Regions from separate parts of the Homo sapiens genome. Here region 1 is linked to region 2. Evidence: chromatin loops called from intact Hi-C (ENCODE). Cell type or tissue: heart left ventricle. All regions are shown on one strand. Links, peaks and the distances in the headings refer to the core of each region. The heading gives the core; the rest is flanking DNA. Region 1 overlaps LOC105371610 (a long non-coding RNA gene). Region 2 holds the start of LOC124904453 (a long non-coding RNA gene).

Region 1 (9,843 bases), core at 2,483-7,482, 92 kb after region 2:
TGGAATAAACTCAACTTGATTGTGAAGTATTATGATTTTTGTGTATTACTCAATTTGATTTGTCAGTATTTCATATAATAGTTTTGTTTGTTTACTTATTGACCTGTAATTTTCATTTTTTTGTTATTTTCTTTTCTTATAATGTCTCATTTTGGTTTTGTTTTCAGAAGTATGCTGGCCTCATAAAACAAGTTGAGACATGTGTCTTTTTTTTTTTTTTTTTTTTTTTTTTTTTGAGACGAAGTCTCGCTCTGTCGCCCAGGCTGGAGTGCAGTGGCGCAACCTCGGCTCACTGCAAGCTCCGCCCCCCGGGGTTCACGCCATTCTCCTGCCTCAGCCTCCCGAGTAGCTGGGACTACAGGCGCCCGCCACTACACCCGGCTAATTTTTTGTATTTTTAGTAGAGACGGGGTTTTACCGTGTTAGCCAGGATGGTCTCGATCTCCTGACCTCGTGATCCGCCCGCCTCGGCCTCCCATAGTGCTGGGATTACAGGCGTGAGCCACCGCGCCTGCAGACATGTGTCCTCTTTATTCATTCTTCAGAAGAGTATTTATAATATTGCTATTATTTCTTCTTTAAGTTAGTGAAAAAATTGATCCTTCATGCATTCTGAGTCTGTCTGAAGATCTCTGAGTGGAAAAGATTAATTCGATTTCTTTAAAATGTGCAAGATTACTCATAATTATTTTTGTGTTAATCTTGTTAAATTCTATTCTCTTTTGTTTGTTTGTTTGTTTGAGACGGAGTCTCACTCTGTCGCCAGGCTGGAGTGCAGTGGCGAGATCTTGGCTCACTACAACCTCTGACTCCCGGGTTCAAGCGATTCTCCTGCCTCAGCCTCCGGAACAGCTGGGACTACAGGCGCGCCACCACGCCCAGCTAATTTTTGTATTTTTAGTAGAGACCGGTTTTCACCATGTTAGCCAGGATGGTCTCCATCTTCTGACCTCACGATCCACCTGCCTCGGCCTCCCAAAGTGCTGGGATTACAGGTGTGATACACCAAGCCCGGCTTTTTTTTTTTTTTTTTTTTTGAGGAGTCTCACTCTGTCGCCCAGGCTGGAGTGCAATGACGCCATTTCAGCTCACTTCAACCTCCACCTCCCGGGTTCAAGCGAGTCTCCTGCCTCAGCCTCCCAAGTAACTGGGATTACAGGTGCCTGACACCACACCTGGCTATTTTGTGTGTGTGTGTATTTTTAGTAGAGACAGGTTTTCACCATGTTGGCCAGGCTGGTCTCGAACTCCTGACCTCAGGTGATCCGCCCGCCTCGGCTTCCCAAAGTGCTGGGATTACAGGCGTGAGCTACCGTGCCCGGCCATTAAATTCTGTTTTTAAAGAATCTGTACATTTCTTCTGAATTTTCAAATTTATTTGAATGAAAACATAATTACTCTCTTAAGATGTATTTAATACATAGAGATCTGTGTTGATTCCCCTTTTTTTACCCCAATATTGATAATTCATTTTTTTTCTCTTTTGTTCTTTCTTAGACTGGCAAAGAACTTACTGATTTTCTTGGTCTATTCGAAGTATCTGCTTTTAGCTTTGTGGACTTTCTCCATTGTACCTCCTTTTTTTTCTATCTTATTAGTTTCAGTTCATCTTTATTGTTTCTTTTATTCTACTTTATTAGTGTTTAATCTTCAGTTTTTTATGTTTTTGAGATAGATACTTGAATCACAAGTTTTCAGTCCTTTTTTCTCTAATATAGCTTAAGACTATAACACTATAAAATCTCCATCAGAAATATCCTTAGATGCATTCTATATGTTGGATATGTAGGATTTTCACTGTGTAGTCCAAAATGTTTCTAGCTTCCATTTAAATTTCTTCTTTGATAAATAGTTTATGGAATAAAATAGCTTAATTTCCAAGCATACTGGAATCTTCTGGTTATCTCATCTGATTATGTCTTTATTTTACACTTGAGTTCTAGCTTGAGCATTTAATTGACTAGTTTCAATGCCTTGAATAATTTTGAGACTCATTTAATGGCTCTGCATATATTTTTCTGCCTTAGTCCATTTTCTGTTGCTACAACTGAATACCTGAGATTGGGTAATTTATAACGAAAATAAATTTATTTTTCATAGTTCTGGTGACTGGGAAGTCCAAGTTCTTGGAGCCACATCTGGCGAGAGCCCTATTACTGGTAGAGACTTTCTTTAGAGCCCCCAAGGTGGCATCACATGGCAAGGGAGCTTATTAGAGACAGCCAAACTGGCTTTAATAACAGACCCCCTCTCATGATAACTAACCCATTCCTGCAAACCTATTAATGCATTGATGAGGACAGAGCCCTCATAACCTTTCTAAAGGCCCCATCACATTTTAAAGTTCTCATCTCTTAATACTGTTACACTGGGGACTGAGTTTCCACATGAGTTTTGAAAGAGACAAACATTCAAACCACAGTGCATATAGTCATTAACATTTTGGTCAATGTTATCTATGCATTTGGAAAAAATATACATAGTTCGTCATAGTTGACTTCAGTGTTCCATATGTGTCAACTAGGCCAAGTATTTTTCAGACCTCCCCTCTTTTTAATAATTTTTTTTTGTGTTATGGAGAAAGATATATTAAATATTCTCTATAATTATGGTTTTGTATATTTCTCCTCTTGGTTCATCTAATTTTTAATATTTATTTTTGGAAGCCACACTAATAGATGCATACAAAGTTTAATTGTAATGTTTTCCTATAACATTCACTTTATTTGTTGTTATTAAATGTCCTTTTTCATGTCTAAAATTGTTTCTTCCTTTTAAGCTTATCTTTTCTGGTACTCATATTCTTTGTTTTGCTGATCTTTTCACAAAATGTTCTCATTCTTTTGCTTTTAACTTCTCTTTTTCTTTATATTTAAGGAGTAGCTCTTGTAGCAATCTGTAGCAGCATGATGTTTCTTGTTTTTTAATTAGTGTATTTAGACCATAAGACATTATTGTTATCATTATTTTTACAGTCAATATTCATTCAGACTTACTGACATATTTGCCATTTATTTTGCACTTTATTTCTTCCTGAATTTCTATGTTTCTAGGTAAAATCATTTAGAAACTGTGTTTAGTGTGAGTTTGCTGGTAGCAAATTGATCTCAAGTTTTACTTTGTCTGAAACTATCTTCATTTTGTTTTAACAAAGATACTTTCACTAGGCATAGAACTTCAGGAGGGCAGTTATTTGTTTCCAGTACTTAAAAAATGTCATCCCATTGTCTCTGGCTTTCATTGTTTCTGTTGAGCAGTCAGCCTAAAGTTTTGCTTTTGCTACTTTGGGGCCAAAATATCTTTATTTCTCTGGCCATTTAAAAATTTTTCCTTTTTGTTGTTTGTGTTTTGTTTGTATCTCACCAGTCTTATTATGATGTATGTAGGTATCATTTTCTTTTATTTGTATTTATTCATCTTGTTGTTTAAAGAGCTTCTTGAATCAGTGACTTGATGTCTTCCATCAACTTTGGACAAATTTTAATCAAACCCAATTTATTTAAATTTCCCCCATCCTCTCTTTATTCTTCTTCTGAAATTCAACTACGTGGATGCTAGATATTATCCATATGTCTATATCTTATCATATATATCTCTTCTGTTTTTTCTATACTTCTCATTATTTTTGCTCTCTGCTTCAGTCTTTTCTCCTGACCTATTTATTTTCCAGCTCACTAATTCCCTCTTGAGCTGTGTCACATATCCTGATAAACTCATCTCTTGAATTAAGTTCAGTTTTTGCATTTTTTAGTTCTAGAACATTTCATTTGATTCTTATAGTTGCATGTTTTCTTGTGAAATTCTCATCTTATCATTTATTACTTTGATTATGTTAATTAGTCCATGTGTGTTGTGTATTGCTTGTCTTGGTCTAATTTTTTAATACACTAGATTTTTTGGTGCCTTTTTTTTGTTATTTTTATCAAATGTTGGACATTTTGTGTAAACATTAAAATGATTCTAGGCCAGATTTGGTGGCTCATGCCTGTAATCCCAGCACTTTGGGAGGCTGAGGTGGGTGGATCACTTTAGGTCAGGAGTTCAAGACCAGCCTTGCCAACAGAGTGAAACCCTGTCTCTACTAACAATATGAAAATTAGCTGGGTGTGGTGGCAGGCACCTGTAATCCCAGCTACTTGGGAGGCTGAGACAGTAGAATCGCTTGAACTTGGGAGGCAGAGGTTGCAGTGAGCTGAGATCGCACCACTGCCCTCCAGCCTGGGCGACAGAGCAAGACTTTGTCTCAAAAAAAAAAAAAAAAAAAAAAAAAAAAAAAAAGACTCTAGTGCTATATTTCTCCAGAGAGGATTCAACCTATCTTGAAAGGCAACAGAGAGGCAGATTAGCTCAATCCAACCTGGGACTAAACTCAGTCTTTCTAAGGCTCGGTCTACATGCAATTTTTTTGCATTCATAGGGTGTAGCTTTCCAGGACTTCTAACAGAGAGCCTGGAGTGTTTCTTACGGATTCTTCTCTTTGACATGAACTTCAGTTTTTGTCTCCTTAGTATTGTCAAGTTGCAAAAATCTCTGATTTGCCATTATTCACATTATGTTCTGCTTCTTAGCCTTTTGCTTACGCAGCTTAATTGGCTAATACCTTGTGGGGAAGACTGATGTGAATGTTGGTCTCATTTGTCTCAGCCTCCCTTCTCTATAAAATCTCATCAATACCAAACTCCAATTTCTCTTCCTCCAAGGCCATACAGTTGCATAAATCTCTACTGTTCTCCTTTTTTAAACAAATACTATCTCTTTTTTCAGTCTCTTGTTTTATTCCAAAGTGCTGCCGATAACCCAAGGATAAAAATGGAATGAAACAAGTCTGACTTACCTCAGAGCATCCTTGTCTGGAATATACAGTTGCTCAAGTCTTGATCGCCTTGGCAGGTGTCTGATATTTGAAGTGAGGAAGATATAAATATTTTTAGGTTCTTAAGTTGCTTTTGCAGGGAGCACTACTCTTCTGCTATAAGCTACTACATCATTGCCAAAAGAATTTCTGAACTAAATTTTAGTGAGTATTTATTACTTGCCAGGCACTATGTTAGGTCTTACTTGTTATCTTACTTTTTTTTTTTTTTGAGATGGAGTCTCGCTCTGTCACCCAGGCTGGAGTGCAGTGGCACAATCTCGGCTCATGGCAAGCTCTGCCTCCCGGGTTCACGCCATTCTCCTGCCTCAACCTCCCGAGTAGCTGGGACTACAGGCGCCCGCCACCACGCCCGGCTAATTTTTTGTATTTTTAGTAGAGACGGGGTTTCGCCATGTTAGCCAGGATGGTCTTGATCTCCTGACCTCGTGATCCGCCCCTGTCAGCCTCCTAAAGTGCTGGGATTACAGGCTTGAGCCACCGCTCCCGGCCTTACTTTTCTTTCAGATGTACTTTGAGCTTCTGAGACTCAAAGTGTGAGACTCAGAGGAACTAAGTTACTTGCTCAAAATTTCTTTAAAGAGTTAGAAACAAAGAATAAACTTTCAAAGCCTCTAAAGCCTCTAGTCTTTACACCACATTAGGGACAAAGTAGGATGTAACACAGTGTCTGGTAATGGTTAAAGATTAATGGTGAACTACTACTTTATGTCATTTGGTCCAAAATAGAATATAAATGTTGATATCTTTGATCCTGTGTAATAATTTTTAATGGAGACTGAGACACACAATAGTAATGAGTATTAGAGAGGTCACTAAATCTCTTTTCATATTTTGAAGGAAATAATTCTGACTTTTCATTTAAAGGAGCAGATGATGCTCAAAAGAACAAATCAGGAAAGAGGAAAGAATAAAAGGGTAAGTAGCAAAAGGAAGTGTTTTTTTTCTCCAGTATGTATTTCGGAGATAGGTAGTTTTGGTGCTTTAAATGCAGAGCTGGGTACCAGGTTCATGAAAGACAAAGGTATGTATTGTATAAAGAGGTGAATGGTGACTTAACAAAATGTGGAATTAATAGGTTTGTGATCTGCAAAGTGCTGATATAACACAGTATTTTAGACTTTTTAATAAAAGTTAGTTTTCTTATTTCCACCATATAAATCCTTACTTCTTTTCTGTAGTGATAAAGGCAAGAAAAGAATGTCAGGAAAGAATGACAACTGTAATTGTAATGACAAATGTAACTGGTCCTATATACACTCATACCTTTTACACTGAGTTCCTCACATACACATTATCTCAAAGCATCACTTTGAGGCAGGAAAGAAAAAAAAGTCTCTGAAATTTTGTGAAATTACTGTGGAGAAAAACTTGAAATAAGGCAGATCCGGGTGTCTTTAACAAGATAAAAACAAGAAAAATTAGGGTAAAATATATACCTAACCTAACAGGTATAAAGGGACAAAAGAAGTTGTAACCAGTTTGGATGTTTACCTGTGAGCTAGCATTATAGAAAAAGTGGAGATCTGGGAGAAAAGAGAGAGACAAGCTCAGAAATTTAGAGATTTGTAGAAGGGGAGGAAAGCAAGCAGAGAAGTGGGCTGTACTTGGTTCCAGATTTATGGGAGCAGCAAGCCAAGGAAGGTTATCTAAAGTGGCACACCTACCAGGTATGCTATAAATAAGCCCCAAAGTCAGCTGAAGGACCTTATGCATTTCAAATCAGCCTAACTTACCCAGGTCCAGAGAATTTTGTATTTGTACTGTTGGATTCCATCTCACGTCTGCCTGGCCTGGAAACAGAGCTTCAGGGCCCAAAAGTTGAAGAGCTTGCAGAGGCACCAACCTAGTCTGGGATCTCAGTTTAGATGTCTTATTCAGGGCCAATAGTCTGGTGAGTATGCAGGTTCTCAAATTCTCAGAGTGAGACACAAAAAAACCTACCAGGCATGAATTTTTCCTGCAAAGGAATGAGGGGTTGGCATTGGTTTATCTTACAGCTCTGTGTGCTGCTGCTTGCCTAGAGCCATTCCCATTTTTAAGCATCTAAGTTACATGCATATGCCCAACCTTAAAGGATTTTTCTAAAATAGGAAGATAGCAAGAATTAAGCTTCCTATTATCCTGTGAAGCCCAGAAGAATCTGAGCATAAGGTAAAGAGTGGAGGAAGGGAACTAACATTTGTTGAGTATTGATTATGATAAGGCATTTTTCCTTTATTCTCTTTCTTAATCCTCTCAATAGCCATTTGTGGTACATCTGAATCAGCCTGGTGAATAAGATTTGGGTTCCTCAAGACAGAGAAGGTATGGCACCTGCATACTCATATTTCCTCTGAAAGCATCTGGCAAGACACCTGGACTACTAACTGTTGTTATGTTTATATAATATGAACACACTGTAAATATAATACATACATATTCACATATAGTGTTGCCTATTCACCTCCTTCAGTATTACTTTATTTTCAGTTCCAATTCCATAAGGATTTATTGGCTATTTTGCATCAGGATTGATGCTAGCTAGATAATATAGGCAGACCTGGAGGTGGTATCAAAGAGGAAGGAATTTGGGATAATTCCTAGGTTTACTACTGGGGCAAGAGTTTAAATTTATGTTTCTTCAATAAATGTGCAGATCCAGCAAGGAGATAGCTATCTTTTTTTTCTTCAGAGCTTACTATATGCTAAGCACTGTGATAAATTGATTGCCTGCATTCTTACTTAATTTTCACAAATATATATGGTAGGTGCCATAATTAGCATTATTTGAGAGATGGGTAAGCTGAGGCTTGGAGTGGTAACTTGCTCAGTTTGCACAAGATGACAGTAAGTAGATGGACAAGCTTAAGGTTTACATTTTGGACTCATTGACAAACAGGTGGTAGTTAACTGCTGTGGTTTGGATATGGTTTGTTTGTTACCACCAAAGCTCATGTTGAAATTTGATCCCTAGTGAGGGCGAGTTGGGGGTGGGGCCTAGTGGGGGGTGTTTGGGTTATGGCAGTGGATCCCTCATGAATGGCTCAGTGCTGTTCTAGCATTAGTAAAAACATTCTTGTTCTCACAAGAGTGAATCAGTTCTCAGGAGAATGGATTCTCATGAGAGCGGGTTGTTATAAGCTGGGATGCCCCTAAGGTTTCCCTCCCTTCACACATGTCCACTTCCCCTTTTACCCTCTCTGCCATATTGTGATGCAGCAGAATAGGTCTCACCAGAAGCCAGGACTTGAACTTGAACTTATCCTTGAACTTCTCAGCCTGCAGAACCGTGAGCTAAACAAACGTCTTTTCTTTATAAATGACCCAGTCTCAGGTATTCTTTTTTTTTTTGAGACAGAGTCTCGCTCTGTTGCCCAGGCTGGAGTGCAGTGGCGAGATCTCGGCTCACTGCAAGCTCCACCTCTTGCGTTCATGCCATTCTCCTGCCTCAGCCTCCCAAGTAGCTGGGACTACAGACGTCTGCTACCACGCCTGGCTAATTTTTTGTATTTTTAGTAGAGACAGGGTTTCACTGTGTTAGCCAGGATGGTCTCGATCTCCTGACCTTGTGATCTGCCCACCTCAGCCTCCCAATCAGATATTCTTTTATAGCAACATAAAACAGACCAAGACATAACCCATAAAAAGTATGATATCTTCTAAGAACAACCTATTTATTTTGAAAGACAGTAAAATGAAGACCAGAATTCTAGAGAATATAAATATTTAAGGAGTGAGCAGAGAAAAAGGAATACACTATGAAAACCAAAATAAGTGGTCAGAGAAATAGAGGACCAGGAGAAAAATATTCAAAAAAAAAAAAAAAAAAAAGGATGCTCAACACTATCAATTATAGCAGAAGCATTTAGCAAAATAAGGCATGAGGAATACTTACGGCATTTGTAAATGTGCATGTCACTGATGTCTTTAGCTAAAGCTGCCTCAGTGATATATGCAAAGTCAGTGTCCAGCCAGTGATTTGAGGAGCAGATGGGCTTAATGAAACTATTCTAGGTCCCACCTGAATATATTGGGCTTCCCAGACTATAACAGAGCAGATCAATTACCAGCTCATTACTTGGAAATGTATTTTTAGTCTGACTTCCTTTGATTATTATAAAATTTCAAAATAATTCAATGGGGCTATTGGATAAAGAATAGAGCATAGGAGAAATGCTCCTGAAATAACACTTATTATTACAAGAATCAGAATTGGAAGGATAAAGGAGAGTTCCTTTCAAGCCTGACATAAAGACTCCTAAAAACATTAAAATATGGGAACCCTGCAGAATCCATTTTGCATTTGTCTTTTCCCCTGTATCATTGCTAATGAATATGTCCTAGATTGTCAACCATGAGAAGGAAAACATTTTAATTCCCACAGCATGTTATTTGCCTGAGAGTGGTGTTGTCTTCTTTATGTGTCATGGAACCTGTGACCTGTCACCTAATTATCATGTTAGTTTATTAACATGTCAGGGAGTGCAACCCCTGGTTTCCACCTCAGAGAGGAAATTGCTTAGGGTGGGAGACATTCTGCTAGCCAGATAAGGCAGAGTTCTGCCAACTTTCAGTGCCAGGGAAACCCTAGGCAGTAATCAGTACCAAACCTGACTATTAATAAGACCACCCAAAGGCACATGGCTGGGAACCAAACCTCTCTCCTACCTTGGTCTGATCTATTGGCAAGTTTCCTTGCTAGATCCAGCTTTGCTCCCACTTACATAGGGATGAATTCAAAAACAGGAGTTATTGTAAAGGAGGCAGGGCAGAAGGAATGGTTGGAAAGTGGGTCTCAGATGCTGGAAGGGTCATAAGGGAGAAGTTTCTGGTTAGTTACATCATGCAGGGCTTCAAACTTCAAAAAATAATAATTGATGGATGGAAGTCAAAGCTAAAGCCAAAGAAAGGCCTACACATGTTCAGAGATTTTGAGTTAGAAATTCTCTTTTTCCAGCTCTCTCTCCCACCCCCAAAAGTCACATGGG
Region 2 (9,843 bases), core at 2,020-7,019:
AGTAGATCACTTCTCCCAAGAGTGTTTGCATTTTAATGTAGTGGAATATTTTAAAGTAATGTATTTTAATTTGTGTAGTATAACTTTTAGCCCCTAGCTAAAGAAATGCCAAGCATCAGAGACCAGGTGAGAGAACTGGGGAATGGTGTGCCTGGAGAGGACTTGAGGACATCCTGAAATCATATCCTAGTGCATGAGCTGAGAAATGAGTTCCTGAAGCCTTTGCCTATACTATGATAATCTCCATTTGAGGAAAATTACCCCAACCTGTCCTGTTCCTATTGCTGGTGCAACATGCTGTTAGAGAAGGGAAACCAACTATGCCATTCTAGCCACATATATCTGTTGTTTATGGCTGCATAACAAACCACCGCATAACTTAGTGTCTTGACACAATAACCACTTTTATTTGCTCATGGTTCTGTGGGTCAGCAATTTGGTCTAGATTCAGCTGGAAAGTTCTGCTGATCTTGCTGGGGATCACTCATGTGATTGCAGTAGTCAGGTGGCTTTCCTAGGGCTGGATGATCCAAGGCAGCCTCATTCACATTCTGGCTGTTGGTGATGCCTGTCACCTAGATCTTTTTTTCCATTTAGTCTCTCAGTCTCAAGGAGCTAGCTCAGGCTTCTATTCATGGAGGTCCCAGGGTTCCAAGATGGCAACAGTAGGAGATGCAGGGCTTCTTGAAGTCATATCACATTACTTGCTGCAGTCCACTGATGAAAGCAAGTCATAGGACTGGCCAAGATTCAAGTGGTGAACAAACAGTCTTGACAACTTGATGGGAGGAGTAGGAAAGTCACATTGCAAAGGGGCATTCATATAGGAATGAGAGGGATTGTTGTGATCTTTGCAAACAATTTACCACAGTCGGCTGGCTGCCTTGTTACAATCATTTACATCCATTACAAATACAAAAATGTATTCACCGCCTCCCCAAAAAGCCTCATCCATCCCATTCTGGTTTCAGATGTGGAGTCCAGGATTTCGTCATCTAATCAAGTCCAGATGTGAATGAGGCACCTCAGGTTTCGAACTGCCAACGTGACTCCTCTTAGTCTAAAAACTTGTGAACTAAAATGAAAATTTACCTGTCCTCACCACACTTCAATATACAGTGGTGAGGGGAATAGGATAGCTTCAGGAGACAGTCCCTTTTTAAAAGGAAAGGTAGTTGGGCATAGTGGCTCTCACTTGTATTACTTGCACTTTGGGAGGCTGAGGCAGAAGAATTACTTGGGGCCATGAATTTGCCTGGGCAACATAGTGAGAACTCATCTCTACAGAAAGTTTTTAAAATAATAAAACTATCCGGGCATAGTGGCACACACGTAGTCCTAGATATTCAAGAGGCTGAAGCAAGAGTATTGCTTGAGCCCATAATTTAAGGTTGCAGTGAGCTATGATTGCACCACTGCACTCCAGCCTGGGCAACAGACTAAGATGCAGTCTGAAAAAAATAAAATAGCAACAACAAAAAGAAGAAGAGGAACAGGAAGCAAATGGGAAGCATCCTGAAATCTAGCCTGGGACATATTGTCAGGACTCTCTTTTCTGGAGACAGTGAGTGTAATTTGGGTTTAATTCTGCTTTCTGGGAGTGGTTACCTAGTTCTAGGTTTTCCACAATTCTTGGCTCTGCACTCTGAGATATCTGTTTTTTGTTTTTGTTTTTGTTTTTTCCTCAAGGAATGATCCGTGTTTGCAACTTAGTAACTTTCTCAGCCAGCTTCCTGACCATAAAAACTTTTGATGGTCCTGAGGCCTTTTTTCATTTTGTAAAGTCTCCTCTTTTAGTTCAAGCAGGTGGTGCTTTGTCAATACAACTCTTTTAAAATTTGGTAGATTGTCTTTGAATCTGATATGGTTAGGCATTATGTCTCCATCCAAATCTCATCTTGAATTATAATCCTTATTTTCCCCATGTGTCAAGGGAGAGACCAGTTGGCAGTAATTGGATCACGGGGGCAGTTCCTCCCATACTGTTCTTGTGACAATGAGTGAGTTCTCATGAGATCTGATGGTTTTATAAGGGGCTCTTCCCCTTTCGCTTGGCACATCTCCTTCCTGCTGCCTTGTGAAGAAGGTGCCTTGCTTCCCCTTTACCTTCTGCCATGATTGTCAGTTTCCTGAGGCCTCCCCAACTATGCTGAATTGTGAGTCAATTAAACCTCTTTCTTTTATAAATTACCCAGTCTTAGTCAGTTCTTTATAGTAGTATGTGAACAGACTATGGCTGGGCACGGTGGCTCACACCTGTAATCCCAGCACTTTGGGAGGCCAAGGCAGGCGGATCACGAGGTCAGGAGTTCGAGACTAGCCTGACCAAGATGATGAAACCCCATCTCTACTAAAAATACAAAAATTAGTTGGGCGTGGTGGCACATGCCTGTAATCCCAGCTACTCAGGAGGCTGAGGCAAGGGAATCACTTGAACCCAGGAGACGGAGTTTGCAGTGAACCGAGATCGCGCCACTGCACTCCAACCTGGGCGACAGAGTAAGACTTCATCTTAAACAAAAAAGAAAAGAAAAGAAAATGGACTAATACAGAGTCTTGGTGGGGTTCATTCATAACCCCAAAGACATATTTATTTTAGGCAGCTGTGAAACAATACCTCCACTGTGGACTGAGCTGTGTTCCACCAAAATTCACATGTTGAATCCCTAATCCCCAATGTGACTATATTTGGAGATAGGGCCTGTAAGGAGGTAATTAAGTTTAAATGCGGTCATAAGGGCTGGGCGTTGATCTATAGGATTAGTATCCTTATAAAAAGAGACACCAGAGAGCTCACACACACCTCCCCACATGAGGACATAGTGAAAGGGTGGCCATCTGCAAGCCAGGAAGAGGGCGCTCAACAGAAATCAAATTGGCCAGAACCTTGATCTTAGATTTTTCTAGCCTCCAGCACTGTGAGAAATAAATTTTTGTTGTTTAAGCCACCCAGCCTGTGGTATTTTATTATGGTAGCCTAAGCTGACTAATATAGTCACTAAGCTTCTTAGAAGCCCTTTTGTCTGGCTGAGAAGTTCAAGGCATCACCACCTTAAATATTTTTGAGGCCTTAACAAAAGATCTTATAGTCACGCCCTTGGTGTAATTTACCCTCAGCCTGTTTCTTACTTTCACAATCTTCTAGCAGCTGGCAAGGCTAAGGATGAGAAACAGTTTTATTTTCCAACCCAGTAAGTCTTAGCCCTCTCTATTTTCTTTAAATTCTGCTTGCAAACTGAAACATTTTTGTCTGTTTTTGTAGTATCTCTCTCATGGTACCTTACGATATGCATCTAGAAGCACTCAAATGATCACTATTCCGTCTAGAAATCTCCTTTGCCAGAAATTCATTAGGCACATTTTCTATTTTCTGAGTTATCATGGGCGTTATTTTTTGCCAGTTGTTCCACCATTGGATAATATGGGCTGCCCACTTTCCATCTTTCTGCAAGCGGTTTCCCCACAGCTTTTGCAGCCTCTATCTGCTACCTGGTCCCAAAGCCAAAGACATATGTTTTAGATTTTTGTTACAACAGCATCTCAGTTCTAGGTACCAATTCTTCCCCAAAACTCAACGGCTTACATAAAACTATACACCTAAAAAGCATGACTTCACTCTATAAAAACCATGTCTCAGCATGACTTTGAGGAAAAAGAGTTGCTTAAAACAACAACCATTTTATTTTCTCACCATTCTGTGCGTCAGCGAATTGGGCTAGGATCAAATGGGCAGTTCTTCTGTTCTATCCCCACGATCAGAAGCAAATAAAATGGTTGTTGTTTAAAGACATTAAGTGTTGGGTGTTTTTTAATGCAGCAATAAATAACTGACATGCTGGGCGGTCACAGTTGTTCATGCCTATAGTCCCAGCACTTTGGGAGGCCGAGGCAGGTGGATCACCTGAGGTCAGGAGTTCGAGACCAGCCTGGCCAACATGGTGAAACCCTGTCTCTACTAAAAACACAAAAAATTTAGCCAAGTGTGGTGGTGTGCCTCTGTAATCCCAGCTACTCAGAAGGCTGAGACACAAGAATTGCTTGAACCCTACAGGCGGAGGTTGCAGTAAACCCAGATCATGCCACTGCACTCCAGCCTGGGTGACAGACAGAGACTCTGACTCAAAAAAAAAATTAAAAGAAAAAAAAAAACTGATATGCCATAGTGGGTTGAATCAGGAACTCCAGCAAGTTCTTTCAGGCAGTGAAATATAGGCTGACCCAAAAGGGAGGCCAGCCATCCTTAGAGTGATTAGCAGGAACTCTGCCCCATAGAGGTGTATGCCATATCTAAATGATGTCTAAACTATCTAATCAGAGTCTCCATTTGGGGAAGTATTCAGTGCAAAGAGTAGAGAGCTGTGGGTCTAACATGCTCAGATTGCTACCCGGAGGGTATCCAAGCTGCTTTCCCAGAATGACTCAAGGTCCTTGGTGTGTCTCAGGTTTGGTTGTTGGTTGTTATCTTTCCAGGCTTGCATCCTTTAAGCTGTAGATAGTACCACTGGTACCCAGTACTCAGTCCATTCCCATGTGGATTACATCTTCATTATCCCTTAGACCAGACTGCAGGATTCCTCTAGGTCTGGGTCTCTCTCAGCCACTTCTACACTCATCTCAAGGTCCCAGAAAATAATAGGCTCACCTCCCTTACCACTCTGAGATTACAGAAAACTCTCTGAGGAAACCCTAGACGCTTCTGCTCTAGATGTACCAGGCAGCTCCTCTGATCCAATGCTGAGTATAGAGGATTTCTCTGAGGTTTGCCATCTCCTAGATTCCAACAAGGAAATAAGCCACAGGTCTCCTGATTCTCAGAACCTGAAAAACCCACACACAGGCCAGGGCTCAGCAAGGGGAGGGGCAGCAGAAGAGTGCAGGAGCCCCTTCCCAGGAACTCAGCGGCATCTAACCATCTTGCTTTGCCTTAGAATCGCCTCTTGTATCCCAGCCAGGGGAATTTTTATCATACGAGGGCAGGGGAAAAAATTGGCTCAAATTAATCAAATCTTCTTCTTCCAAATATTTTTTGTCTGAAGCCTGAAGCTCAGCTTTTTAAACTTGAAAGCCAAGAATTTGTCTCTTTTGTTCTCTGGTTCTGCTGTGACAACCCTCCCTTGAGGCAAGGAATGACTCATGGTCTAGCTGCCGGGATGGGGGAGGGTCAAGGGTAACAGGAAATCACGGGGAAAACACATTGGTTAATACATCAAAATATTATCCTGTTACACTAGGATTTCTATTCTCTTTTTTATTCTCTGTAAAATTGAAATGAACTCGTCTTCCTCCTTTCTTACAAAGCCTTCCACATTAGATAGGGTTCTTTGGGATGTGAGTAATAGAAATCAACTCATTTTTGCCCACCACTTCCCTCAGAGAAAATATAATGCAGGTGCTAGAAGGAGCGGGAAGGACTGGAGTCTAAGACAGAAATGTGATCATGCTTCATGAAAGCACCAAAGCTGTGGATTTCTATCAGAACCATGCTTCCTCTGGTTTCTGTTCTTTGCGTGGTGGCTTTGTTCATTCTCTTCATGGCTTTTCTCTTCCCCTCTGTAGACAGGGCCTAAATTTATGCTCCTCGTCCTGCCATGCTGAGACTGAAATCTCTTGTTCTGATATTTGGATTCTAATGGATCTTCTGATTGGGCCAACAGGGTCAATAATCAATTAACTGTAGCTGAGAGACCCCTTGTAGGGAAGGATAGGATCCCATTTTATAAAATGGCTATGAAGTACCCACCACTGATGGAGGAAAGAAAAAGTGGAGGCTGGGCAGACAATCCCTTCAATATTCAGCTTTCCATTGCCTGGGTAGAAGTGATTTCATATTTATTGAACTATCCTGGCAGCTTATCTATACATACCACATTTTATACTGCTTTTTATACTGCTTATTTTGTAGCCATTTATGGATATATCTCTACCTTGTAGCAGACCACCAGTAAATAGTGTGCAAGGACTTAGTTCCCTTTCTCCACAAAGGCAAACACAGTGCCCTGCACACAATAGGCATTCAAAAGTGTGCATTGAATGATCAAATGAATCAATGAATGGGAAGGAAGAGTTAACAAACCCAAAAAACTGATGGGCACTATGAAAGGGGAAACACAAGGCATTTTCATGACAGGTGTAATTTTGAAAAAAAAAAAAATCCAAATAAGTTCGATTATGCAGCGTACAAGGCTTTTCTCTTGGCAAGGAAACAGTTAAGAGGTTTTGCACTGTGTTCATGGACTTCTGACATGATATAAAACACTACAATTTTGGCTTTCCCATTTTAGCTGACATAGTTTAAGTTGATGAATATTTTGATTTGTGCCAGTCTCAGGCAGTTTTAAATGCTATCCCTGCAGGAGTCAAGAAGTCCAGTCATAATCATAACAATATGCTTGTCAGTCAAAAGCACCGGAAGACTGTTTAGGTGCAAAGAGAGCGTTTTCCCCTGAAAGGAAACAGGGCAATTGAAATCACCTACTTTTCAAGGTATTGAAGTCAAAACTGTTACCAGCTTCATGGTGTGAAAATCCAGGTCTGTGCACCCCCTTGGTCAGACTCCAGTATGTCCTTAGGCTATCCAGTCAAAAAAAGTTACAGTCTGAAGTTCAGAAGAAATTAGACTAAAGGAAAAGTCCAGCGATCAAGGTTGATTCCCCATCATTATTTGCAGGTCACTATTTCAGCAAGGAATGTATAATGAATTCTCTTCCATCTTTGCAGTCAAAGCACCTTGGGATAAATTTGCAGAGCCAACTAAATCAGAGCATTCATGCAATTACATAGGATCTGGGCAGAAGAAAGTGATTTTATTTTTCCTGAACAGACCAAGCAAATAATACTTGAAGAATTGACCTAAAGGTTATACCACAGGAACTGTTTGCACTATAGCAGGCGAAATTTAAAAATCCACATAGAATTGGGTTCATTAGAAAAAGGAGAAAAGCCAGAAACCAAATCAGTGTGGGAGAGAGATGAAAGAAAGAAAGAAAGAAAGAAAGAAAGAAAGAAAGAAAGAAAGAAAGAAAGAAAGAGAAGGGAATAAGGAAGGAAGGAAGGAAGGAAAGAAGAGAGAGAGAGAAAGAAAAGAAAGAAGGAGAAGAAAGAGAGAAAGAAAGAAAGAAAAAGAAAAAGAAAAGAGAGAGAAAGAAAGAAAATATAAGAAAGGAAGAAAGAGAGAGAGAAAAAGAAAGAAAAGGTAGAGAAAGAAAAAGAAAGGAAGGAAGAAAGAAGGAAAGGAAGGAAGGAACAAGTCAGAGCAAAGGATTTCAAAACTGGAGTCTGACCAAAATTATTCAGATCTTCGAGTATGTTGATGTCAGGACCTTCTTTTTTCAATGTTAGTGTGACTTTAATAATTCCAGCTGCTCAACAAATTTACTCAGCAACTTTACCCCACCAGAATAAAATTAAAACACAGATCCGGTGTGTCCCTTCAAATTTTATTGCATTGATAGCAGTTTTTTTTTGTTGTTGTTTTTTGTTTTTGCATGGAAATGCACTAGTTAAATTGAAAGTTACTATAATAGAAAGTACACCTTTCACCCCCAAAGAATTCCATATACCCCATGCTGATATCAAAAGAATCTCCTCATGGGAAAGTACAATGTGGAAAGCAGAGAGTAACAAAAATCTGGTGTTCAGAGTCCACTGGGAGCCTCAGAAAAATATGAAACAATGACTTCATGTAGTAGATAAATTTCTCACATTCTTCAACCCGTTTTATTGGCTTAATACTCATGTATCCAGTTGTATGAACAGTAAGCCTGCCCAAAAAAGAATCTGATCGATATTAAAAAATATATCCAGCATGAAAATTTAATAATATGCTGGTCCTTTGTCCATCAATTTACAAATGTTTTTATTAGTTATTTTTGAAGTCACCTAAAAATATGTCCAAGATTATCCTCTTTCACAAATAAGTAAATGATAACTTTGAAAGAGGAACATCTTTTAGTAGTAATAAAGCAGTAGGACATTTACTGTCGTAATGTCTAAGTCCCATCTTCCACATTCTCTACTGCCCCAGGATGCCGTACAAACCCTAGTGTTTAAGACACACCACAATTTGTCCCAGACCCTTCTCTCTGTCTCCCTATTCTCCCCTGTGAGACCATGTCTTTTCATTTAAGCTATTTCTACTCATTGTTCCTAAATGAGCCATGGACATACCTGTCTGTGCACCTTTGTATGCCCTGTTTTATCTCTTCTCTTGCCAAAGCTCCATCTATCCTTCAGACTCAGGGCCTCCAAGAAATTCTCCTGGGCTGCCTCAGCCCTTTGCCAGGCATCACTCATCTGGATTCTTCTCAACTGGCAATTACCCTACTCTGTCTTGCCCTATAGGTATCTCTTAGGATTTCATTAATCTCTAACGACCATGTGGTGTAATAGAAAGCATGTAGGCTTTAAAGTCAGGCAGATTTAGCTTGAAATCCAGGCTCTCTCCCTAACAAACTGGTAATTTAACCTATCTGTAGTTTTGTTTTCTCATGTTTAAACTGAGAATAATAATAACTAGTTTAGAGAGTTCTTGGGAGTATCAAATAAAGTTACATAAAAAAATGCCTAGGGTTTATACTACAAAGTAAGTCGGTCAGGTTTTGTCTGTTGTGTTCACTGCTGTATCTTTGGCACCTAGAAGAGTTCCTAGCACATAGTAGATACTCAATGTATGCTTACTGAAAGGATTAGTGACTATTTGATACTCAATAAACATTGGTTCTCTTCTGTTTTTACCCCATCCACTAGCTTGTAATTCTTTGCAGGACAGGCCTTACGCATACATCTCTTGGCATTTCACTGTGAGAAGATTTGATGAATGGGTTTCTCATGAGTCCTTGGTCTTCCTACTTACTAGATAATTCTCAATGGCATAGAAAGATCCATTTATCATACATATGAGCTGACCCATTTGTCTATGAACCTCAATTGCTACTCCCCACTGATATAAGTAGTAGCAGAGTAAAAATAATAATAATCTTAGGAAAAACAAGGAGTGAAATAAGGCATTTTAAAAATATGAAATATTTATTAACTTTTCCACTGGGCTAGCATGCTGAATATACTATAAAACCCAAAAAGAAAAGTCAAAAGATCAATAATAAAGGTATTGAAGAAGAAGAAAAAAAGACGGTAAGGAGGGAGGGAGGAATAGAAGAAGGAAAGAAGGAAGAGGGAGGCAGAGAGGGAAGGACAGAAAAAGGGAAAGAGAGAAAAAATAAGAAAAAAAGAGAAGGAAACAAAGTCATAAACATATTGCTGTTGCCTCAGGTTGCATGTCATGTTTGTTCCCAGGCCTCTCGTGACCATTCTGGCTCAGGCTGTGAACAGCCTCAGAGGAGTCTGAAATCCCAAAAGGATAGTGATATTTAAAGTCAGTAATCCTCTAACAGAATCTCTCTCAGAGACTATGCCAAGCCTCCATACCATCAGCATTTTCTCTCTGTATATATACAAATAAGAAACTAGATCTGAGAGCCTAAAAGATCCCTTTTTGATTTGAATCCAAGAACTTCTCCAGATTTTTAAAAATCGAGTTCTCCAAAGAAGAGGCTGTGATGTCGTGCACCAGAGAGACAGTCGAGAGCAGCTAGGACAGGCTTTCCGTTGGCATAATGGAAACCATGTGTCCTGTACCATTATGGATTTCTAATGCTCCGTTGAGGTGGGTACCTGTTGCTTTGAAGAAAAAAAAGCCATTTCCACCCCCATTTCTCCTGATTTATGCTCCAGCCACAGAAGGCCCAGACAAGTTGGAAAAGATTTGGTAACTGGAGAAGTGACAGGGGGTGAGAAAGTATATTTTGTCAAAGACTGCACACTTGACTCTCACTTTAAATCCTTGCC

The links. Hi-C counts contacts between places; a loop is a spot of excess contacts. Peaks named below come from ENCODE experiments on the same cell type or tissue, not always from the same donor. Only the 100,000 strongest peaks of a DNase experiment are listed, where the experiment ranks them.
Region 1: a loop joins it to region 2, with 2.1 times the contacts of the local background. A loop is called at or near these places in 6 of 110 quality-filtered maps.

The regions. Positions count from the first base shown.
Region 1 is chr1:170,649,668-170,659,510 of GRCh38, forward strand. LOC105371610 (a long non-coding RNA gene) reads left to right here. Exons shown (of 4, transcript XR_922277.2): 2 at 5,741-5,791; 3 at 7,119-7,180. Among named protein-coding and RNA genes, the nearest start is that of PRRX1, 9.5 kb to the right of the region's middle. In heart left ventricle, for the core only: no CTCF peak of the experiment used is centred there; no DNase peak of the experiment used is centred there.
Region 2 is chr1:170,558,054-170,567,896 of GRCh38, forward strand. It overlaps LOC124904453 (a long non-coding RNA gene), which reads left to right and starts at 9,465. Exons shown (of 2, transcript XR_007066728.1): 1 at 9,465-9,661. In heart left ventricle, for the core only: no CTCF peak of the experiment used is centred there; a DNase peak (open chromatin) is centred at 5,138; H3K4me3 peaks cover 299 bases; H3K27ac peaks cover 1,146 bases.